Linked DNA regions of Homo sapiens: region 1 is linked to region 2. A link is an interaction called in ENCODE POLR2A ChIA-PET data of the cell type or tissue named here. Cell type or tissue: Panc1. All regions are shown on one strand. Links, peaks and the distances in the headings refer to the core of each region. The heading gives the core; the rest is flanking DNA. Region 1 overlaps TMEM156 (transmembrane protein 156). Region 2 has its middle 70 kb from the start of TMEM156.

Evidence for each region. Peaks named below come from ENCODE experiments on the same cell type or tissue, not always from the same donor. Only the 100,000 strongest peaks of a DNase experiment are listed, where the experiment ranks them.
Region 1: POLR2A ChIA-PET joins it to region 2 with 5 read pairs; 5 of 35 experiments call an interaction of 5 or more read pairs at or near these places.

Annotation. Positions count from the first base shown.
Region 1 is chr4:39,012,236-39,028,951 of GRCh38, reverse strand. The region is part of intron 1 of TMEM156 (transmembrane protein 156); the gene reads left to right. Among named protein-coding and RNA genes, the nearest start is that of TMEM156, 12 kb to the left of the region's middle. In Panc1, for the core only: CTCF peaks have their summits at 3,533 and 3,732; no DNase peak of the experiment used is centred there; H3K4me3 peaks cover 122 bases; H3K27ac peaks cover 3,618 bases.
Region 2 is chr4:38,958,285-38,966,696 of GRCh38, reverse strand. No RefSeq gene overlaps it. Among named protein-coding and RNA genes, the nearest start is that of TMEM156, 70 kb to the left of the region's middle. In Panc1, for the core only: no CTCF peak of the experiment used is centred there; no DNase peak of the experiment used is centred there.

The sequences.
Region 1 (16,716 bases), core at 992-5,991, 62 kb before region 2:
TCAACACTGTGTGAGACTTTTAATGGGTTTGCATTGGGTATGCACTATTAGCAAGATAACCTATTTTACAGCAGTGTTTTTTAACCTTTCCATTTATTTGAAAGGCAGCTAAGATATAGTAGTTAATATAATGGTTTGATGCATTTATATTACATGTAGATAATGGAGATACAAAAGGGAGTGGTGGATATATTTTGATTCAGAGCTTCTTGCAATTAAGGGAGCTAGCTTACTCCCAAATAAGAAACTTTCCAACCTGTTTTTGTTGGACTTACAGTGTTTAAGACAGAACTTGGCTAACCCTCATGTAAATCCCAGTGATCTTTTATTTATTTATTCTTTCACCTGTGCTAGAAACCTGGGGCTACAAAAAGGAAAGACAACTCTTTGATCAAGGAGTTTTCAGTCGGGAGGACAACTGACTGGCAAACAACTAAATAAAATACAGGAATTAACTGAAACAGGGATGTAAACAAGATGCAATGGAAACATAAGTATTGCTTCCACGTCAGTCTTTGGGAGGACGTTCCTTGTATTTCCATTTGCAAAGAGAAATAAATAATTGTCAGAGTTCAAATGATCACCTAGTATTCCTTCTTACCTGCTTGCAAAAGCACTTTTCAAGAGAAGAAATGATGACGATTATTAAATAAAATATTCTCATATCAGTATATCAATAGTTCCTGAAAGTGGCAATTGCAGTGAGTCACACAAGTGTACTCCCAGTGATTTGTGGCAATACAGGATAAGAATAGCACAGATGAGGCTGGGTGCAGTGGCTCACGCCTGTAATCCCAGAACTTTGGGAGGCCGAGGCGGGTGGATCACCTGAGGTCAGGAGTTTGAGACCAGCCTGACCAACATGGTGAAACCCCGTCTCTATTAAAAATACAAAAAACTAGCTGGGGCCAGGCGCGGTGTAATCCCAGTACTTTGGGAGGCCAAGCTGGGTGGGTCAATTGAGGTCAGGAGTTTAAGACCGGCCTGGCCAAAATGGTGAAACCCTGTCTCTACTAAAAAATTAAAAATTAGCCGGGCATGGCAGTGCACACCTGTCATCCTAGCTACTCTGGAGGCTGAGACAGGAGAATCACTTGAATCCAGGAGGCGGAGGTTGCAGTGAGCCGAGATTACACCACTGCACTCCAGCCTTGTGGACAAAGCGAGACTTCTTCTCAAAAAAAAAAAAAAAAGAAAAAGAAAAAAGACAGAAAGAAAAAGGAAAATTAGCTGGGCATGGTGGTGGCATGTGCCTGTAATCCCAGCTACTCTGGAGGCTGAGGCAGGAGAATCGCTTGAGCCTGGGAGGCAGAGGTTGCAGTGAGCTGAGATCACCCCATTGCACTTCAGCCTGAGTGACAGAGCAAGACTCCGTCTCAAAAAAAAAAAAAAAAAAAAAAGGAATAGTATAGATGAAAACACCTCAGACCTAATTTTATCTGTTTTGACTTCCTCACTTTCTTTTAAGAGCCAAACTGACATAAACTCTGTTTACCAGCTTTCATTTCCCCTTCTCTTTCACGCTTTGTGAAGGAAATGGTGGTATAATGAACAGTGAAATTGAAGAAAACAAAGGATAAAGCAACTATAGGATAAACTGACATAATATGAGCATATGTTCACAGTGTTTAAGTCTATATTATAATGACCACCACATCAAGGGTAATTGCAATTAATTTCCTGAAAGTGTTATTCTAGTTCTCAAAAATGAATGCTCTTTTTCTTATTCATAAATATTTAATCAGTAATCCCCAATAAGGCCTTATGACTATTTAAACAATTTTTTTATTTTAACAAATACATTTACATGTGCCAGTAATATGCCAAGTACTTTGACATATATTTTACAAAATAATAATTCACAGTAATGTGTCAAATATTTCTACTCATTCATGGCGCAGCATCATTCTCAAGAGAGAATGTTCTGAAAATCTTTAGAAAGAAGGAATAAAACTAGATGGATAAATGTACTTTGTGGTAAGATTTTGCTTCTTTTTAAAAATTTTTATTTATTTATTTATTTTTGAGACAACAGCTTACTTTGTCACCCAGGCTGGAGTGCAGTGGCGTGATCTCGGCTCACTGCAACCTCCAACCCCAGGGTTCAAGCCATTTTCCTGCCTCAGCCTCCCGAGTAGCTGGGACTACAGGCACGCACCACCATGTCCAGCTAATTTTTGTATTTTTAGTAGGGATGGGGCTTTGCTATGTTGGCCAGGCTGGTCTTGAACTCCTGATCTCAAGTGACCCACCCGCCTCAGCCTCCCAGAGTGTTGGGATTACAGGTGTGAGCCACCACACCCAGCCAGATTTTGTTTCTTATTGAATTTTCTGAATCATTACAATTTTAAAATGGCCACTAATGGACACAATATTTTCATATATATATTTTAGGCACTAGGTGTTGGCAAAAAAATGTGTTAAATATAACGCTTTTCATCACTTTGACAGAACTGGCTTTATTCTCTAATCTGTTAGGTTGCAATACCTACCAACAATCCTTGCTTAGGGTGCTTTCTAACTGCTTGTCTCATTGTTTTGGTGGATAAATGCTCCCTTAGTATATCTCTTTTTTTTTTAATTTTTTAAAAAAATTTTTTAAGAGAGACAGGGTCTTGCTTTATGGCCCAGGCTGGACTCCAATTCCTGGGTTCAAGTGATCCTCCCACCTCAGCCTCCTGAGTAGCATATCTTTTTTGCTTTAATAGAAAAAAAAGACTTTCTCTAAAACATTCATATGGTGATATATCTTCCCCTTACACTGTTCTGTTTCTTTTCTCCTATCACTTATATTTTATCACCTATATGATTTATTTATTATGCATTTTTTAAAATTATCTGATTTCTCCAAATAGAATGTAAGCTCCATGAAACCGAGGTTTTGTCTGCTTTGTTCACTGATGTGTTTCAAGCAATTAAGAGAGTGTCTGTCATATTAAGGGCACTCAATGAATATCTGTTGAGGGAGCAAACTTGCTGAATCATACTGTTAAGGAAATCAAAAGAAAACCTTGAAGGAGGCATTTCTCATCTGACGTTCACAAACATCTTGTGATTTAGGCAGGCCAAGTGTTATCCTCATATTTTTGAAAGATTAAATTTCATCACAAACCTAGAGATTTTAAGTTGTGCTAGCGTGTGAAATTTATTTTGCAGAATATTTTACTTGAAAGGTATGTGTCTTTTTACCCTGAGTCATTTTCCTGCCATTTTCTTTATCTACAGGGAATTTCATAATATTCATTTGCTTCTCTTATTTTGACAAGTAAAATGAGCAGTCTCCTATGTCTCAAACCTGCCTTTCAAATATTGCTATGGTATGTCGAAAGTTATCCCAAACTTTGCTCCCTGCCTCCAGCAAACATTTCAAATGGTCTTTCCCAAATATCCTATGAATAAATCCGTAGTCCCTTGCTCCTGATCTGGCTGACACTACAGATATATCACCCATACACAATATGATATGTTTTTCCCTCTTTTCTGCTCAATATTACCAGAGAGCCTTCAATGATTGGCCTCCAAATTGAAATATAATCTAGTTTTTGCTATTGAAGTGGATAATCTTTTTGAGTTTATTCCAATCTTTTTTTTTTTTTTTTTTTTTTTGAGACAGTCTTGCTCTGTCACCCAGGCTGGAGTGCAGTGGTGCGATCTCAGCTCACTGCAGCCTCCGCCTCCCATGTTCAAGCGATTCTTCTGCCGCAGCCTGCCAAGTAGCTGGGATTACAGGCGCCCCCACCACGCCTGGCTAATTTTTGTATTTTTAGTAGAGACAGGGTTTTGCCATGTTATCCAGGCTGGTTTCAAACTCCCGAGTTTAGGCAATCTGCCCACCTCAGCCTCCCAAAGTGCTGGGATTACAGGCATGAGCCACCGCACCCGGCCTATTCCAACTGTTAAAGAAGGCAGACCTGTGACCAAAGGAAAACATCATATGTTAATGAATGTCTCTGTAAATTAGGCAGCTAAACCATAAGGTTTCTCCTATCCTGACAGCTAATATTTTTAAATTGCTGAATTATGCTATAGAATAACTAATAATGTGAAAGATTTTTAGAAATAATCGACTATGTTTTTAACAGGCATAATTTACATACGATAAAATGGAAAGATGTTTTTTAAAAAACTTTTATTTTAAGCTCAGGCCTACATGTGCAGGTTTGTTATATAGGTAAATGCATGTCACTGGGGTTTGTTGTACAGATGATTTCATCATCTAGGTATTGAGCCTAGTACCCATTAGTTATTTTTCCTGATCTTCTCTCTCCTTCCACCCTCTACCCTCTGGTAGGCCCCAGTGTCTGTTTTTCCCCTCTATGTGTTCTCATCATTTAGCTCCCACTTATAATTGAGAACATGTGATACTTGGTTTTCTGTTCCTGTGTTATTTTGCTAAGGATAATGGCCTCCAGCTCCATCTATGTTTCTGCAAAGGACATGATCTCTTTCTTTTTTATGGCTGCATAGTATTCCATGGTGTATATAATACCACATTTTCTTTATGGAAAGATCTTAAGTGTTCAGTTTCATGAATTTTGACATTCGTGTGCACCTGTGTAACTACTATCACATACCAGATACAGATTTACATCTCCCCAGTAAAGATTCCTCTGGCTCGGCTGGGCATGGTGGCTCATGCCTGTAATCCCAGCACTTTGGGAGGCCAAGGTAGGCAGATCACAGGATGTCAGGAATTAGAGACCAGCCTGCCAACATGGTGAAACCACATCTCTACTAAAAATACAAAAATTAGCTGGGTGTGGTGGCACGCGTCTATATCCCCAGCTACTCAGGAGGCTGAGGCAGGAAAATCACTTGAACCCAGGGGGCGGAGGTTGCAGTGAGCCAAGATGGCGCCACTTCATGGCAGCCTGGGCGGAACAGCGAGACTCCATCTCAAAAAACAAACAAATAAATAAACAAACAAAAGATTCCTCTGGCTCTTTCCTTTCAAATCTCCTCCAGCATCCCCAAGGCAACATCTGACCTGTGTCACCATAAATTGGTTTTGTCTCTTCTTTTATTTTGTGTAAATGGACTCATCACACAGTAAATATTTTTGGTCTGGCTTCTTTTTTTATTTTTATTTTTTATTTTTTAAACGGAGTCTCACTCTGTCACCCAGGCTGGAGTGCAGTGGTGCTATCTTGGCTCACTGCAACCTCTGCGTCCTGGGTTCAAGTGATTCTCCTGCCTCAGCCTCCTGCGTAGCTGGGACTACAGGTGCCCACCACCATGCCTGGATTTTTTTATTTTTATTTTTTGTATTTTTAGTAGAGATGGGTTTCACCAAGTTGGCCAGGCTAGTCTTGAACTCCTGACCTCAAGTGATTCGCCCACCTTGGCCTCCCACTGTGCTGGGATTACAGGCGTGAGCCACCATGCCTGGCCTGGTCTGGGTTCTTTACTTAGCATGTTTTTGAGATTCATCCATGCTACTGAGTGATTTAGTAGCTCCTATCTTTTTGTTGCAAAGTACTCCATCATATAAATACACAACATTTGTCCCTTTATCTATTGGGTTATTTCAAGTTTGGGCTATTATAAATATGCTGCTATGAACATTATTGTACAAATGTTTGTGTCAGTATATGTTTTTATTTCTATTCAATAATGCTCTAGTTGTGGAATACCTGGGTGTCTTAGTCAGCTTGGGCTGCTGTAACAAAGTGCTGTAGACGGAGTAACTTGTAAACAACAGCCTTCACAGTTCTGGAGTTTGGAAATCCAAGACCAGTATGCCAGCATGGTTGATTCTGATGAGGGTCCTCTTCTGGGTTGCAGAATGCTGACTTTTCTTTGTATTCTTACAGGATGGACTAGTTACCTCTCTGGTCTCTTCTTATAAGGACACTAATCCCATCCATTAGCTCTCCACTCTCATGACCTAATTACCTCCCACAGACCCCACCTTCAAATACCATCATATTGGAATTTTAGGGGTACACAAACGGTTAGTCCATTTCACTGGGTACGTTTAATTTTACAAGAAGCTGACAGATGTTTCTCTAAAGTGGTTGTACTAGCAATATTTCTAGTAGCAAAAAATTCTCATTTTCTCTAGTTTATATTTAATATACTGAATTAATAACACTTAGAATATGTATAGTCAAAGAAATAATCTACATTTCTTCCAAAGTTCCCTGACAACTAGTTAATGAGGTCTTGGGAAAATGTGAGTTGACCTAGAGTAGCCTCTGGTGTGCCTACTATCTGTCAAATAATGAAGATTTTAATTTACATTAAAATTTTATGGAAAGATATTCTACAAATAAGTTTTCACTTATTGGTAGAGGTCAACGGATAGTTGAGATTTCTTTTCTTGCAGTCATACTCTGAAAAATACTCCTGGGACAAAATATCTAAAAATGTGAAATAAAATGTATTTAAAACTTTAGAAATGTAGAGTTAAACTGATAAGACAATAAGACTCCTTGGAGGCAGAAAATGAGTAGGAATTATAAATACGTATGGCTAAGCAAGAGTGAACAAATTTGTGCCTCAGGAGCATTTGCAAATCTCTGGTGGCCTGGAATTTCAGTTTCACTGGGTCATACGTCAGGAGACAGAAGGCAAAGTGTAAGACTGAGATATGACTGAGATACTAAAAAGTGATATGCTCCATAAAACAGTAATCTAGCACAAATTATGTCTGGTTTTGAGGAAATTTGTCTGTCTTCACTTTGGCTATGGGTGGAGAAAGGAAAAAGAGTCCTTTGAGAGTTTATAAACACAGTTGGCCATAACTTGGATGTTGAGAATCATTACCTGTGACGTGTGAAAAGTCCAATCCAGGAATGTAGTTAAAGTCACTTTGGGTTAATGGTGCCATTAGACACTCACCAGAGGAAAACACCAATCCTCTCTGGAGGAAAACATCTTTACACCATTCCTCAAATAATTTCCCAAAGTAAAATTCCAAGGAACAATAGCTATTATCAAAAATGATAAAACACGTGAAGACTCAATGGACAAGAATCAACAGAAACAACAAACAGCAGAATCGGATCTTCAAAGAATTCCGATATTGGAATTATGAGATATAAAATAGAAAATATTTAGCTTGTTTCAGTACAGAAAATATTACATCAAAAAGTATGAGTAAGCACAGAAGAATGTAATCAGACTCATTTCACACCATGTACAAAAACCAATTCAAAATGGATTAAAGACTTGAAGACCTAAACTGTAAAACTACTAGAAGGAAACATAGGGAAAAATATCAATGACATTGTTCTAGGCAATTATTTTTTTGGTTATGACCCATAAAACAGGCAACAAAAGCAGACATATACAAATGAGATTGTATCAAACTAAAAATCTTCTGCATAGCAAAGGAAATGAGTGAAAAGAAACTTACGGAATGAGAGAAAATAGTTGCAAACCATATATATAAGGGTTTAATATCCAAAATATATAAGGAATTCAGACAATGCAACAGCAAGAAAATAACCTGATTTAAAAATGGGCAAAGGATAGTGAAGAGTTATTTCTTTTTTACTTTTTTCTTTTTTCATTTTTTTCTTTTCTTTTCTTTTTATTTATTTATTTTTTTTTGAGACAAGGTCTCACTATGTTGCCCAGGCTGGAATGTAGTATGGCTCACTGCATTCTTGACCTCCAGGGCTCAAGCGGTCCACCCACCTCAGCCCCCTGAATAGCTAAGACTGCAAGTGTGGGTCACCACACTGGCTAATTTTTAAATTTTTTTTGTAGAGACGGGGTCTCACTATGTTGCCCAGGCTGGTCCCAAACTCCTGGGCTCAAGCGATCCTCCTGTCTTGGCTTCCCAAAGTGCTAGGATTATTGGCATCAACCACTGCATCAGGCTGACATTTCTTGAAAGAAGACATACAAATGGCCAATACATATATGAAAAAATTCTCAACATCGCTAATCATCAGGGAAATACAAATTGAAATTTTATGAAAATACAGTGAAATATTATCTCACACCCAAGATGGCTATTATCAAAAAGACAAAATATAGCAAGTGCTGGTGAAGATGTGGAGAAAAGGGAACCCTTGTATACTGTTGTGGGAATGTAAAATAGTACAGCCATTATGACAGACAGCATAAAGGCTCCTCAAAAAATTCAAAATTAGGCTGGGTGCGGTGGCTCACACCTGAAATCCCAGCACTTTGGGAGGCTGAGGTGGGCAGATCATGAGGTCAAGAGATCGAGACCATCCTGGCCAACATGGTGAAGCCCCATCTCTACTAAAAATACAAAAATTAGCTGGACATGGTGGCATGTGCCTGTTGTCACAGCTACTCGGGAGGCTGAAGCAGGAGAATTGCTCGAACGGGAGGTGGAGGTTGCAGTGAGCCGAGATCATGCCACTTCACTCCAGCCTGGTGACAGAGTGAGACTCCATCTCAAAAAAAATAAAAAAAATTCAAAATAAGAACTACTAATAAGGCACAATGACATGCACCTGTAGTCCCAGTTACTTGGGAGGCTGAGTTGGGAGGATCGCTGGAAGCCAGGAGTTTGAGAGCAGCCTGGGCAACATAGTAGGATCCTGTCTCTTTAAAAAAAAGTAGAACTACCATATCGCCCAGCAATCCCACTCCTGGTTATATTTGAAGGAAAGGAAATCAGTGTGTCAAAGGATCTCTGAACTCCCATATCCACTGCAGCATTACTCACAATAGTCCGGATGTGGAATCACTCTGAACTCCCATATCCATTGCAGCATTACTCACAATAGTCCAGATATGGAATCAATGTAAGTGTCCATCAGTGAATGAATGGATAAAGAAAACGTGGTACATATACACAAGATAATACTATTCCACCTTAACAAAGAAGAAAATTCTGTCTTTTGCAACAGTATGAATGAATCTGGGGGATACTATGCTAAGTGAAATAAACCAGGCACAGAAAGAAAAATGCCACATGATCTCACTATATATGGAGTCGTAAAGAGTTGAACTCACAGTGGCAGAGAATAGAATAGAATGATGTTTACCGTGGACGACAGGGTGGGGTGAGGGGAATGGAGAGTTGTTGGTCAAAGGATACAAAATTTCATTTAGACAGATGAATAAGTTCTGGAGATCTATTGTATGGCATATTGACTATAGCTAATAATAATGGATTATATACTTGAAAATTGCTAAGAGAGTAAATGTTCTCGCCACACACAAACGAAAATGGTATGTGAGTGATGGATATGTTATTAGGTTTGATTTAATCACCTAACAATATATATATCTCAAAACATCACATTGTATACCATAAATATATATATAATTTTTGTTAGTTAAGTATACCTTAATAAAACTTGGGGAAAGGCACCTGAAAATATATGAAGTTTAAAGCAAAATGTAAGGTACTGTGATTGGGAAAATAGCAAAAATAGCAACAATTCGTACACACAAAGTTAATAGGGAGGACAAACAGAGTCGTTTATTCCCCCAGCCTAAAAATAATATAAAACAAATATGTGGGGAGATCCAATGCTCTGCCACATTTTGTGATTCTAAAAAACAATATGAGCAAGGAACAAAGACTATTAAAAGTTACCAGGCAGATTTGAAAAAGAACCAACTGGAAGTTCTAATTGTGAAAAATATAATAAATTAGAAATGCAAGGAATGAAATGAACAGATTAGATGCAACTAAATAATGAATTAGTGAACTGGAATAGAGATCTAAAGAAATTACCTAGAACATAGCACAGAAGTTAAGAGACATGGAAAGCAAAGGGAGCTATTTCTAATCAAAGCTGCAAAGGATAGAAGAAATAGAATAGGGTAAAGGCAATATTTGAAGAGACAATGGCTAAGAAATTTACAGAATCATTGAAAGACGTAAATCCTCAAATTCAGGAAACCCACAAATCCCAAGCAAAATAAGTGATGAGAAATTCTGCAGAGCATGAAAACTGAAGAGGTTTTTTTTTTTTTTTTGTTTTGTTTTTTTAAGATGGAGTCTCGCTCTGTCGCCCAGGCTGGAGTGCAGTGGCGTGATCTTGGCTCACTGCAACATTTGCCTCCCAAATTCAAGTGATTCTTCTGCCTCAGCCTCCTGAGTAGCTGGGATTATAGGAGCCCACCACCACACCCAGCTAATTTTTGTATTTTTAGTAGAGACGGGGTTTCACCATGTTGGCCAGGCTGGTCTCGAACTCTTGACCTAAGGTGATCTGCCCACCTTGGCCTCCCAAAGTGCTGGGATTACAGGTGTGAGCCATCGTGCCCGGCCAAGAGATCTTTAAATAACCAGGGATAAATGCAGATTGTCTTTAAAAAGTTTAAAGGAACAATAGTCTGATAGCTCATCTCTTGAAAACAACAATGAAAATCAGAAGGCAGTGAAAAATGCCTGCAAAGTGCTGAGGCAAAATTTTTGTTGACCTAGAATTGGTGAGATGTATATTTTCAGGTAAACAACACAGAGAGTTTACAATCATCAGACCCTCAGTGAAAGAACTTCTAAATAATTAGCTTTAGGAGAAGGAATGTAATCCCAGAAGGAAGGGCAGAGATGCAAGAAGAAATGGCAGGGAAAAAAACCTCAACAACAATTATAAACATGTGAGTAAATCTAAACAAATCCTGAAAATATTAGATGCATAAAATTTAAAAACTCAACTAATTTGTATGTCAGTGAAAAAACAAGATAGAACCAAAATGCTGTATAAAAGTAACCTTTAAGTCAGGAAGGAGATGATCCGAGTTAAAGTATCCTAAGACCCTTGTATTGTTTGAGAGAGGTTAACTGTTGATTGACTTTAGGCTTTAAGAATGCATGTTAAAAATTACTATGGTAACTACTAAAATAATAGAAATATAGTATCTAACCTCACATAACTAAAGGGAAAAATAATGGAATGAGAAAAAAAAATCACTGAATCAATTTAACAGCCAGAAAGGCAAGAAACAATAGAAAGCATGGTACAAATAGGAAGCATTAATAATATGATATAATTAAATCTAAATATACCAATGATCCCAGTAAATGTAAATGGGCAAATCTATCCAGGTAAAAAGACAAAAAATTATCAGACTAGATTAAAAAAGCAATTTCCGGAAATATGCCATTTAAAACAGACCTATCTAAAGCATTAAGATAAAAGTGAAAAGATGAGAAAAATATACGGAACAAATAGTAACTGAAGAAAGCACATGCCATGGTATTAATGTAAGATTTTAAGATTAACATCATTACTAGCAATAAAGAAGGTCAGGATATATGGATAGAAGTTTCAATTCACAAGAATATGCATCAATTCTAAATTTATATGCCCCAACAAAGATAGCTTTAAAAAGACAATTATAAATCCATTATTTAGTGGGAGATTTTAAACATACTTCCCAGTCATAAAATACAACCATGTGAAGAATAGGAATATAGACAATTCAAACAATTCAAATAGCTAGTTTTATCTAATGGATGTATTTAGAATATTGAACTCAACATCTGGAACACATATTCTTTTCAGGGAATAAAAATACATACTTGGGCTGGGTGCGGTGGCTCACACCTGTAATCCCAGCACTTTGGGAGGCTGAGACAGGTGGATCACGGGGTCAGGAAATCAAGACCATCCTGGCCAACACGATGAAACCCCGTCTCTACTAAAAAAAATACAAAAAAAATTAGCCAGGCGTGGTGGCGGGCACCTGTAGTCCCAGCTACTCGGGAGGCTGAGGCAGGAGAATGGTGTGAACCTGGGAGGCGGAGCTTGAAGTGAGCTGATATGGTGCCACTGAACTCCAGCCTGGGAGACAGAGCGAGACTCTGTCTCAAAAAAAAAAAAAAAAAAAAAGAAGAAATACATACTTGATATGGTTTGGCAGTGTCCCCACCCAAATCTCACCTTCAATTGTAATAATTCCCACTTGTCAAGGGTGGGACCAGGTGGAGGTAATTGAATCATAGGGTGGTTTCCCCCATACTGTGTCTTGTGATAGTGAATAAATATCATGAGATCTGATGGTTTTATAAATGGGAGTTCCCCTGCACAAGTTCGCTTGCCTGCCACCATGTAAGACATCTCTTTGCTCTTCCTTCATCTTCTGCCATGATTGTGAGGCCTCCCCAGCCATGTGGAACTTAAGTCCATTACACCTTTTTCCTTTATAATTTACCCAGTCTCGGGTATGTCTTTATTAGCAGCGTGAGAATAGACTAATACAATACCAGACTATAAAAACAAGCCTCAATACATTTCAAACAATCTTTAATATACTTCTCTGACTAAATGAAATTAAATTAGATTCTAGTAACAAAAAGAAAGCTAAAAATAGGTAATATATTTGGAAATTTAGAAAATTCACTTCTAAATAACCTATAGTTGAGAAGAAACTATAATGGAGAATAGAAAATACTGTAACTGAATGATTAAAAAATACTATCTGTTTAAACTTATGCAATATTACCAAAACATATAACTTTAAATGCTTATACCTAAAACATCAGAAAAAGAACAATAAGATAAACCCAGAAAGTAATGGCAGGAAATAATAAACACAGGAGCAAAAGTCAATGAACTTAAAAGAATAGATACAGAAAGGATCAATAAAATCACAAGTTGGTTCTTTCTTTCTTCTTCTTTTTTTTTTTTTTAGGCAGAGTCTTGCTGTGTTGCCCAGCCTGGAGTACAGTGATGTGATCTCAGCTCACTGCAACCTCTGCCTCCCGGGTTCAAGCAATTCTCCTGCCTCATCCTCCTGAGTAGCTGGGACTACAGACTCACACCACTATGCCCGGCTAATTTTTTGTATTTTAGTAGAGATGGGGTTTCACCATGTTGGCTAGGCTGATCTTAATCTCCTGACCTCGTGATCTGCCTGCCTTGGCCTCCCAAAGTGCTGGATTACAGGCGTGAGCCACCACACCCAGCCAAGCTGGTTATTTTAAAGGACTATTTGTATGGATAAACCACTGGAAAGATTCATATGTTAATGTATTAGTCCATTTTCATGCTGCTGACAAAGACATACATCATTTATAAACAAAAAAGAGGTTTAATGGACTCACAGTTCCACGTGGCTGGGGAGGCCTCATAATCATGGTGGAAGGCGGAAGGACTTTGTACTTGGTGGCAGGCAAAGAGGGAATGAGTGCCAAGCAAAAGGGGGTTTCCCCTTATAAAACCATCAGATCTCATGAGACTGTTCATGAGAACAGTATGGGAGAAACAGCCCCCGTGATTCAATTATCTCCCACTGGGTCCCTCCCACAACATGAGGGAGTTATGAGAGCTACAATTCAAGATGAGATTTGGGTGGGGACACAGCCAAACCGTATCAGTTAATTTCTTAGGGCTGCTGTAACAAATGATCATAAACTTAGTGGCTTAAAATGACACAAATGTATTGTCTCACAGTATAGGTTAGACATTCAACAGAGGTATCCCCGGGCTAAAATCAAGGTATCAGTAAGACTGTGTTCCTTTTGGAGGCTCTAGACTAGAATCCATTTTCTGGCTGTTTCCAGCTTCTGGAAGCTGTCTGAATTCCTTGGCTTGTGGCCTCCTTCCATCTTCAAAGCCAGCAATGGCCTGCTGAGTCTTTCTCATATTGTATCACTCTGACATTGACTCTTCTGCTACCCAATTCCACATTCATGATTACACTGGATCCACCCAGATAATCCAGGATAATTTCTTCATTTTAAGATCAGCTGATTAACAACCTGAATTCCATCTTCTGCCTTAATTCCACTTTGCCATGTTATGTAATATATTTACAGGTTCCAGGAATTAAGATAGGGACACTTATTCTGCCTGCCAAAACTGAATAATAAAAAAAATGAGAGAAGGTACAAGTAACTAATGTTAGAAATTAAAAAGGGATATAACTACAGACATAGCAAAATTAAAGATGTAATAAGAGGATATTGTGAATAATTTATGTCAATAAATTTGAAACACAAAGACACATATCTAGGAAACTTACTTAGGAAGCAATGGAAAGCTCAAGAGTTTTACAACAATTAAAGAAACTCAGTCCATGGTTTTTAATCTTCTCTGTTTCAGATGATTTTCACACTAGTTTCAGATGATTTTCCAGGCAATTCCTGCCAAACTTTCAAGAAACAGACCAAACAGATAAATGTAATTTTATGTAATTTTTTTCAAAGCATAAAAAAGAGGAGACATTTATTTATTTCTTTTTTAAAAAAAGATGAAAATTTTATTTACTGGGAAATTCTTGCTGATTTTTTTTTTTTTTTTTTGAGATGGAGTCTCACTTTGCTGCCCAGGCTGTAGTGCAATGGTACAATCTCCGCTCACTGCAACCTCAGCCTCCTGGGTTCAAGAGAGTCTCCTGCCTCAGCCTCCCGAGTAGCTGGATTACAGGTACACACCACCATGCCCAGCTAATTTTTGTATTTTTATTAGAGACAGGGTTTCACCATGTTGGCCAGGCTGGCCTCAAACTCCTGACCTCAAGTGATCTGCCCACCTCCGCCTCCCAAAGTGCTGGGATTACAGGTGTGAACTACCACACCTGGCTCTTGCTGATTTTTGCATAGGGATGTGACAAAAGCAACATCAGAATTTATTGTGATTCTATCTACAGAAACTGGAGAAGATGATTTCATTGGTTCATTAAACCCCTCAATGTCTTCTACCTGCCCTTCCTAACCTTTACATTCAAAATTATCTTCCTGCCTATATATCTGTTAGTCAATCATCTTTCTTCCATTAAGTTTATGAAATTCTTCATGACATGATATGGACTTTGACAGTGCTGTTTTTGATGTCGTAATACATGGCAGATTGACTCGTGATAATATCACTTATAGCTTATTCAGGGGTCAGTAAACTATGGTCTTTTACAGCCTCTTTTGTTTAAAATGGTTGGGAAATAAAGAATATTTTATGACATAAAAATTATATTAAACTTGAAGTTTAGTATCCATAAATAAAGTTTTATTGGAATGCAGCCATACTCATTTTTATATGCATTTTCTGTGGCTGTTTTCATCCTATAAGGTGAGAATTGTGTAGTTGCAACAGAGACCATATGACCCACAAAGGCTAAAACATTTACTAAATGACCCCTTATAGAAACTAAGTTGCAGACCATGGCCTATATATTTACATTACACTACAATTATAAAATATAAGTATTTGACAGTATTTAAACCTTTGGATGAATGATCTTACATAGTGAAATGTATAGGTATATCTACATTACAGATATATCCTCTTAATTTTTACCATTTTTCAGTTGACTGTTTTAGCTTTTTTAAATACACACTTTTGTCTGTAAATAATTATAACAATTGGCCGGGCGCGATGGCTCATGACTGTAATCCCGGCACTTTGGGAGGCCGAGGCGGGTGGATCATGAGGTCAGGAGATTGAGACCATCCTGGCCAACATGGTGAAACCCCCGTCTCTATTAAAATACAAAAAATTAGCTGGGCGTGGTGAGGTGTGCCTGTAGTCCCAGCTACTCGGGAGGCTGAGGCAGGGGAAATCGCTTGAATCCAGGAGGCAGAGTTGCAGTGAGCCGAAATCGTGCCACTGCACTCCAGCCTAGCGACAGAGCAAGACTCCGTCTTAATAAATAAATAAATAAATAAATAAATAAATAAATAAATAAATAAACCAATTATGTCATACTACTCTTTTTTTTTCTTTGTTTTCTTTTTCTTTCTTTCTTTTTTTTTTTTTGAGACAGGTTCTGGCTCTGTCGCCTAGGCTGGAGTGCCGAGTGCAGTGGTAAGATCTCTGCTCACTGCAGCCTCTGCCTCGCAGGCTCAAACCATCCTCCCACCTCAGTTTCCCGAGTAGCTGGGACTACAGGCATGTGCCACCATGCCCGGCTGATTTTTGTATTTTTTTTATAGAGACGAGGTCTCACTTTGTTACCCAGACTGGCCGCGAACTCCTGAGTTCAAGAGACCCACCCACAGTAGCCTCCCAGAGTGCTAGGATTACAGGCGTAAGCCACCATGTCCAGCCTCATACTACTCTTTTCCAACACTTCCAAGCATTGTTTCCTTCACTTCTTTCTTTTTTTCTTTCCTTTTTTTTTTTCTGAGACACAGTCTCAATCTGTTGCCCAGGCTGGAGTGCAGTGGCGTGATCTCGGCTCACTGCAACGTCTGCCTCCCTGGTTCAAGCAATTCTTCCTGACTCAGCCTCCCAAGTAGCTGGGATTACAGGCACCTGCCCCACGGCAGGCTAATTTTTGTATTTTTAGCAGAGATGGGGTTTCACCATGTCAGCCAGGCTGGTCTCAAACTCCTGACCTCAAGTGATCTGCCCGCCTCAGCCTCCCAAGTGCTGGGATTGCAGGCGTGAGCCACCATGCCCGGTCTATTTTTGTATTTTTACTAGAGACCAGGTTTCACCATGTTGGCCAGGCTGGTCTCGAACTCCTGACCTCAGGTGATCCGCCTGCCTCGACCTCCCAAAGTGCTGGGATTACAGGTGTGAGCCACCGCACCCGACCTTCTCCACCTATTTCTAATCAATGTTTTCTCCTAATTGCTTTGGCAGATTTTCCTGGCAAATATTTATAGGGAAAATTTCTTGCTTTTTCATAACTTTGACATAAATATTTATAGTGTTTATCACTAAAATATATTTACATCAGTATCCTTAGTGCTATTGATATTTTGGTCTGAGACAGATAGACTTTATAATGTAAGAATATTTCTCTTTTACAAAGAGAATATAGTAATTTGCAAATAAATGTGATATTTATTACGTGATTTTGAAGCATCTAGATGTAGTTCAT
Region 2 (8,412 bases), core at 1,192-6,191:
AATGTCAAGCATAATTATAGTTACTAATAACAATAAAAAAGCACATATAGACAAGAGGGCAGCTCTTGACATTAAAATATAAACATGCTTTTCCAGAGTTAAGGTGGAACTTAATCTCCTGGCCATCATTATATGGCTACAGTTGCTTATCTGAGTTGATTTACAGGATTAACTGCAGGGTCAGATTTAATAATCAGTGATGGGGTTGAGGACACGCTGCCCCAAAATATGGCACCTTGGCAAACTGAATTTTTTAAGCTGAAGGATTTGAGAAAATGGCAAATTTTAAGTGGAAATATTACTCTGACCTTCCTTTGCCACCTTTCTCCCCGGAAGCAGGTAATAAAACCTTTGCTGACCTTCCTCTAAAACACATCATAGGACCCTCATGTGAGAGGTGCTCTTCCTGTATCCACAGAGGAAAGGCAGTTCCCTATCTCCCAAGACACAGGGACCCAGAGGAGAATCTGAACAAACGGGCTCTGCTAAGTTTCCCTCCATTTATTCCTATTAGATCTAGTACTCTTTTTGCCTGATCATATTTCTGCAAGTGTCTCTCCATTCTTCATCAAACCTACTACTAAAAACACTCAAGTGTAACTGTTTCCTCTGATCTTCACTTCCTGAGGATGGCCCTTGTGTTACGTAGAACTTGTTTAAATAAACCACTATGTTTTTCTCTGGTTAATCTTTTATTATAAAGGATTCAGCTCTGAATTTAAAAGGGTAGGAGGAAAAGATATTTTTCCCTTCCTACATAAGCAATCTAACAGGCATGAATATTCCAGCACACAGAGGTTTTTTTTTCTGGTATTCGATTATTTTTTCTCTAGATCACAAATTGAGATTCTAATTGTAAAATTTAGAGATTGAAGATTTCGCAAACGGAATTACAGTAGTCTCACTTTTTCTGGTCTGTGTATCCCTAAATAATAGGTGAGTCAAACTCAGGTCTGGGATTTTTCAGCGGTAGTGAAGGGGCATTACACCCTGTGAGGTATGGATATTATGCAATTTCTCAGAAGCCAAATTATTGTTTCCCTACACACCACCTCTTATGTTCTGACCAATGACTTAGAAATCAATGAGAACTTGGCTTGCAAAAAGCAAACATAAAGCTTCGAGTCCAGTTAAATTGTGGCAGCTTTCAGGAAGCTAATTTCGCCGATTCATTAAAATAATCGACTTTTAACAGATACTGTGACGCACGCAAAGATGTAGATGGCCTACTCTGCCTACAGAGAATTTACACTCTGGCAGAGGAGACAGGATGTGTACACCACTGGTGAAAATACTGGACACAATACGGTAAGCTAAGTGTCAATTGCAGGATGCATGCTTCCTGCTGAGAATTTACAAGCCAATAGGATCACTTCCAGTTGGGAGGAATTAGGGCAGGCTTTTGAGCAGGGTTTTGAAGATGGCTTTTCCTGATTCTCAGAATCACCAAACCTCTCAAATAAACACGTTCTCAGCCCCCATAGCCCTTTTCATACCTGTTACTTTGTCATTATTTTTGTGGTTACGAATTAATGTCTGTCTTCCCCTCTAGACTGGAAGCTGCATGAGGACAGGGAACATGTCTGGTTCTGCTCACCATAAAATCCCCAGCAGCTGGTAAGGTGTTTGGCTCACAGTAGGTTCTTTGTAAATATTTGTTGGGTAAAGCACTAGGCCGGGTGCAGTGGCTCACACCTGTAATCCCAGCACTGTGAGAGGCAAAGGCAGGAGGATTGCTTGAGGCCAGGAGTGTGAGGCTGCAGTGAGCTATGGTTGTACCACCGCACTCCAACCTAGGCAACAGAGTGAGACCCTGTCTCTGAAAAATTAAGAAGACCTATTTATCGAGCCTTCACTCTACACCTGGCATGGGCCCCGTGTACTCTCATTTATTCCTCACAATGATGCCTTGAAACAGGTGTCATTCTCTCTGAGGAAGCTGAGGCCAAGTGAAGCTCACCAATCCTATTGATTGATATTCTTCAGTCTTAGGTTGGTCAGGCTGCAAAACCTGTGCAGCTTCTACAATCTGCCTTGTGGGGTAGAGACAGGGCAAAGGGAGCAAAATGGATGGAGGGCGTGCCTGAGAGAAGTGGCTGCGGCTGAGAGCACTGTCAAAGATGTCTTCAAGGAGCGCAAGGAGGCTGGGTGAACTGGGCCCTGGAAGAAGACATCTCACTGGAGTTGTTATGTGGTCACTGGTTCTGTGTGCCTCCCCTAGCCTGGTAGTTCTGTCCCCCTCCCCATACAACTGGCCCCAGTAAAAACCAACCAGTGGTCCTTGGTGCCTGGTATGATTGAAGGCTTCCCATTGACACCACTAGCTTTTCGTGTACCCTGCTTTCCAGTTGGTTCCAAACTTGACCTTGACCCACCCATACCCCCTCCCTATGACCTGTGGCTTAGTCCTGTGTTCGTGGCTCTCACTGCAGGCTTTCCTCCCCAGCTGTAAGCCACACTCACCTCCTTGACCTCTGTGTCCTGCTAAGCAGCCAGGTCCCTAGCCTGCCTTTCAAAGGATTCAGGTGTAGATTGAAGAGGGAGAGAGGAAACATGGCACCATGCAGGAGTCTTTCAGTCATTAAGCACACAGTGGAATTAGAGTGACAAAAAGAAGAGATAGAAGAGAGGATATGGATGGAGAATTGGTGGTGCTTGGTAAGTGATTTGATGCAGGGGTGATAGGGTAGGCAGAGAAAGGAGGAGAGATGAGACACACATGACAACCTTCCAGACTCCCGTGTGCAGAAAATAAATATTGCCCAAACTTATAGCTAGTTTTTAGTTTCTAGAAGAATTTTTATTTTCCAGGGGATTTCTACCAAACTCTGTACTTTCATCCTAGCCTGAAGTTGGACTCTTCCCTCTCCTATACTTAGTCATCCCTGGATGAAATAGTCATTCAGACCACCTTCTTTTCCCTGCCTTTTTAATGATTGTTACATTTGCCCTTTCCTTTCATCTTTATAAATCCTTTACACGAAAGGCAGATAGGCCACCTTGTCCATGAAGTTTCCCCTGCTCACCCCAGATGGAACAATGTCTGTTGTTTCTGTGTTTTTCTAGGATTTAGTCCTCTTATCATGGTACTTCTCACATCTTGCCTTGTACCACAGCTAGTTGTATTCATTTCTCTTTCCCTACCAGACTGTGAGTGAGAGAGGGAACCATATCATCTCCAGCTTCTGAGTCTCTGATGATAGGTACTCACTTCTCTCCAACCTGCTTCTCCCAAGCAATAGTCATCTGGGTTAATGGAGTTAGCCAGATGTTGGCTGTAGATTCAGGTTATCTGTAAGGGGATGGAATTGGAGGCCCACACATCAGGGCCTTCTAGCCCAAGGATAATGTTCTTTTATAAACTTGGGGGCAGGTGTATGAGAGTTCATTGGGTCACAATTCTATATAGCTTATATATATTGTAAAATGAACTTTAGTACCTACTTAATATTTAGTAAAATAAAATTCAAAAATAGACAAATATTGTACTGAATTGCATCCATCCTTACCTTCTCCTTCTGTCAGTAGAGAACTCCTGTCTGTTTCTCTCTCTCTGAACTATCTTCCTTTCCCTTTCTGTCAAACATTGTGGAATAAAGACTTGGACTCAATTTTCTGACACAGTTTATTCTCATAATTTGACTCCATTTACTTCCTTCTCTGTCTCCTTGTCTATTTTACTTCTTTTTCTGTCTACATGTTTCTTCACCATCTCCAACTATTTGTACTATTATGATGGATGGCAATCTTAGGATAATGAGTGGAAAGGAGTTCTTAAGTTTTGAAAATTTAAGTAAGGTGTATTACCAGATTAACCTAGAGCCATGAAAACTAAAATATACATTTAAAAAATCTTCTGTGAACTGGGAATTATGTACTTTGGTAAAGGTTCTGAATAGACTTCTTTTTTTTAAAAGAAGACATAAGTATATGAAAAAATGTTCAACATCACTAATCATCAGGGAAATATAAATCAAAACCATGCTGGGGTATCATCTCACTCCAAGTCAAATGGCCATCCTCAAAAAGACAAAAAATAACATAAATGCTGGAGAGGATGCAGAGAAGAGGAAACTCCTGTGCACTGTTGGTGAGAATGTAAATTAGTACAGCCATTATGAAAAATAGTACGAAAGTTTCTTAAAAAACTAAAAATAGAACTACCACACGATCCAGCAGTGCTATTACTGGGTATTTATCCAAAGGAAAGGAAATCAATATATCCAAGAACTACCTGCACCTCAGTGTTTATTACAGCCCTATTCAAAGTAGCCCAAATATGAAACCAACCTACAGATCCATCAATGGATGAATGAATAAAGAGAATGTGGTACATATATGTATTAGTCTGTTTTCACACTGCTAATAAAGACATACCCAAGACTGGGTAGTTTATAAAGAAAAAGAGGTTTAATGGACTCATAGTTCCACATGGCTGGGGAGGCCTCACAATCATGGCAGAAGGTGAAAGCCATGTCTTACATGGCGGCAGGCAAGAGAGAATAAGAGCCAAGCAAAATGAGTTTCCCCTTATAAAACCATCAGATCTCATGAGACTGACTTACTACCATGACAATAGTATGGGGGAAATCGCCCTCCTGATTCAATGATCTTCCACTGGGTCCCTCCCCACCATGGGAGCTACAATTCAAGATGAGATTTGGGTGGGGACACAGCCAAACCATATCAGTATAAACAATGGAATACCATTCAGCCACACACACACACACAAATAAAATTCTGTCATTCACAGCAACATGGATGAGCCTGGAGGACATCATGTTAAGGGAAACAAGCCAGATGTAGAAAGATAAATACCAAATGTTCTCACTCATGCAAAAGCTAAAAAAAAACTAGCTTGTAGAAGTAGAGAGTAGAATTGTAGTTATTAGAGGTTGGGAAGGGTAGAGAGAGGGAAGGATAGGGAGAGATTGGTTAATGGTTAAAAAATTACAGAGAGGAAGTCACTGTATAGTCACTACAGGATGGCTATAGTTAACAAAACAGTATTGCATATTTCAAAATAGGTAGAAAAGAGGATTGTGAGGGTTCCCAACACAAATAAATGATAAATGTTTGAGGTGATGGACATGCTAATTACTCTGATTTAATCATTACACATGTATCAAAATATTACTCTATATCCCACAAATATGTGCAATTATTACATGTCAACTAAAAAAAGATAATTCTTCTGCAAATAGTAGAAGGTCCAAGTGAAAGTGATTTAAATGATGAGGAGATTTATTATGTTATCTAATGGGAAATTCTAAATAGGGTGCTTCCAGAGTTGCTTAATTCAAGACTCATCATCAAGCACTCAAGTTCTTTCTTCTCTTTCCTCTTTGCCATCTTCAGATTGTTGGTGTTTGTGTTCATGCTTCCCTTCTCATGGTTTCAAGGAAAGATTATATTAAATGGTGGGGCCATAGCAGCAACAATCATCACATCTTTTTTTTTTTTTTTGAGATGGAGTCTTGCTCTGTCGCCCAGGCTGGAGTACAGTGGCGCGACCTCAGCTCACTGTCACCTCCGCCTCTGGGGTTCAAGCAATTCTCCTGCCTCAGCCTCTCAAGTAGTTGGGATTACAGGCACCCACCACCACTCCTGGCTAATTTTTGTATTTTTAGTAGAGACGGGGTTTCGCCATGTTGGCCAGGCTGGTCTTGAACTCCTGACCTCGTGATCCACCCGCCTTGGCCTCCCAAAGTGCTGGGATTATAGGCATGAGCCACCGCACCCAGCCCAATCATCGTATCTTTACACCTTGATTTTTCTTTTTTAGTTACCTAGGCTGGTCTCGGACTCGTGGGCTCAAACTATACTCCTGCCTCAGCCTCTTGAGTAGCTTGGATTACAGGCATGAGCCACCACACCTATAGCCACAATGTCCTCTATCCAAGTGAAGAAACCTTTACAAGGAGTCTCCTCCATCCCCAGCAGATTTATTCTCATGTCAGAGCATCTAGAGCAAGGTCACAGAGCTACCCTTAAACCACCCAATGGCAGGGGGTATGGGACCATCATGACTAATTACAACCAATCAGGATTAACCTGATTCTCAAGTTGGGGAGGAGAATTGACCATCAGAATAAAAACAGGGCTCTGTAAACACGGAAGAAGAGGAAAATGACTCTTGGGTGCCTCTGTGAATGTTCCTTCTCACATCCAAGGAGATGTGCAAAGACAGAAACAATTTTTTTTTTTTTTGAAATGGAGTCATGCTCCGTCGCCCAGAGCTGGAGTGCAGTGGCATGGTCTTGGCTCACTGCAACCTCCCCGTCCTGGGTTCAAGCTATTCTCCTGCCTCAGCCTCCCAAGTAGCTGGGATTACAGGTGAGCGCCACCATGCCCAGCTAGTTTTTGTATTTTTAGTAGAGACGGGGTTTCACCATGTTGGCCAGGCTGGTCTCAAACTCCTGCCCTTGTGATCTGCCCGGCTTGGCCTCCCAAAGTGCTGGGATTACAGGTGTGAGCCACTGTGCCCAGCCGAGAGAAACATTTAGAACAAAACACAGACTTGTGTTTTTTCCCCCCAGAACAATCTCTTGAGGCATGCGAAGGCTGTTCTGCAAGCATGTGTCATTGTCTAACATTTTGTGATGGGTGGTCACATCTGTGTATGGATACAGTGTTGTCATGGGGCCAATATCTCTATCCAAAGTTACATCTGTTTTCAGATGGGCTGTGAAAATAGTCCATCGATTTTGACTTAGAAAAGTTCTATTAATGTGTGGTATCACAAAGACAGACACAACATTTGTAGTGAAGAGCTGCCCAGTAGTCAGTGCACTTCTCATAATCATACCCCAATGTCCTCTTAGGGAATCACCTCTCACAGGTTGAACAATGTCTTGGTGGGACTATTAATCAAGGGTTCTTGCCCACCAGCCAATGAGTGGCATGTGACTTGAGCTAGACTAATTTGACCCTCTATCTTAGGACTTTGAGTTTTGGATTCAGTGAGGTAAGGGTGGAAAAAATGAAGCTCATTCACTTCAGTAACATAGTTCAGTTATTCCTGCCTCTAAACCCCAAACACATCCCCTATCCTCACCAAACTGCCTTGGTTCTAGTACTAGTCTGTTCTCATGCTGCTAATGAAGACATACCCGAGACTGGGCAATTTATAAAGGAAAGAGGTTTAATGGACTCACAGTTTTCCGTGGCTGGGGGGGGCCTAACAATCATGGCAGAAAGTGAAGGAGGAGCAAAGTCACGTCTTACATGGCGGCAGGCAAGAAAGTGTGTGCAGGGGAAATCCCCTTACTAAAACTATCAGATTCGTGAGACTTATTCACTATCACAAGAACAGCATGGAAAAGACCTGCTCCCATGATTCAATTATCTCCCACTGGGTCCCTCCCATGACATGTAGGAATTATGGGAGCTACAATTCAAGATGAGAGTTGAGTGGGTACACAGCCAAACCACATCAGTTCTGAACCTGGTTCTCCAGGCTTCCCTTTGATTCTGTGGGCTACCAGTGATATTCTTGCAAAAATATCCTTTTCCCGCGTACGTTTCCAGAGTTAGTTTCTGTTGCCTGCTGGATACATTTAACATCTATTTTATTTTATAAAGTCATAGGATGTCAGAGCTGTAAGAAATCTTATAGATCTAGTTCATCTCCCTCATTTTACAGCTGAGGAAGCTGATGCCCCCAGCGGTTGAGGGTTTCACCCAAGATCACATCACAGAGGTTGTCAATGATGGAACTTGGAAAGAAGACAAGGTCTCCTTTCCCTAGGGTAGTGCAGGCTGCTTTTTTCCCCTAAGTCTCTTTTTAGTGTAAAGCACAACTTCTCTTCTTTTTCTCTCTGTGTGTGTTTATCTGCAATATTTAATAGGAGATAGTGACTTTAAAATCCTCATTTCCCCCCCAGACTGACAGTTTGCTTTGTATAGTTTAAAGGCTTGTTTCAGAGATAGACCTCTCAGGGACTTGGTATCTGGCAAAGACAGGCATTAGTTTATGTCCCTATATGGAGCCTTGCTTCTTTCCAGCTATCTGTAAATGTTTATTCTCTTACATGAAATTCATGTTTGGAAAGAAAGTGGTTTGCTCTAGGGAAACATATGGGCTAGAGTTCTGAAAGTGATTATCTACCATTTCTAAGTCTGCCCCTTGTAAGCTGTGTATATTGGGAAAGGATCTCCCTTCACTCACACTAAAGGATATATAGCTGCTCTACATTTTCAGCTGCTTTAGGGTAGCCATAGCTCATGCAACCACTGTAAAAAATAGCCCAAGGTTGGGATAGGAGTTTGGAAGGGAATTTAGAACAGTATTGACTATGTGCCAGGTACCATATGAAGCACCTAGCATGTATTAATTAATGAATTAATATTCTCCTCACAAGGTTAGGAGGTAAGTACCATTATTATTACCCCTTTTTATAAGTGAAGAAT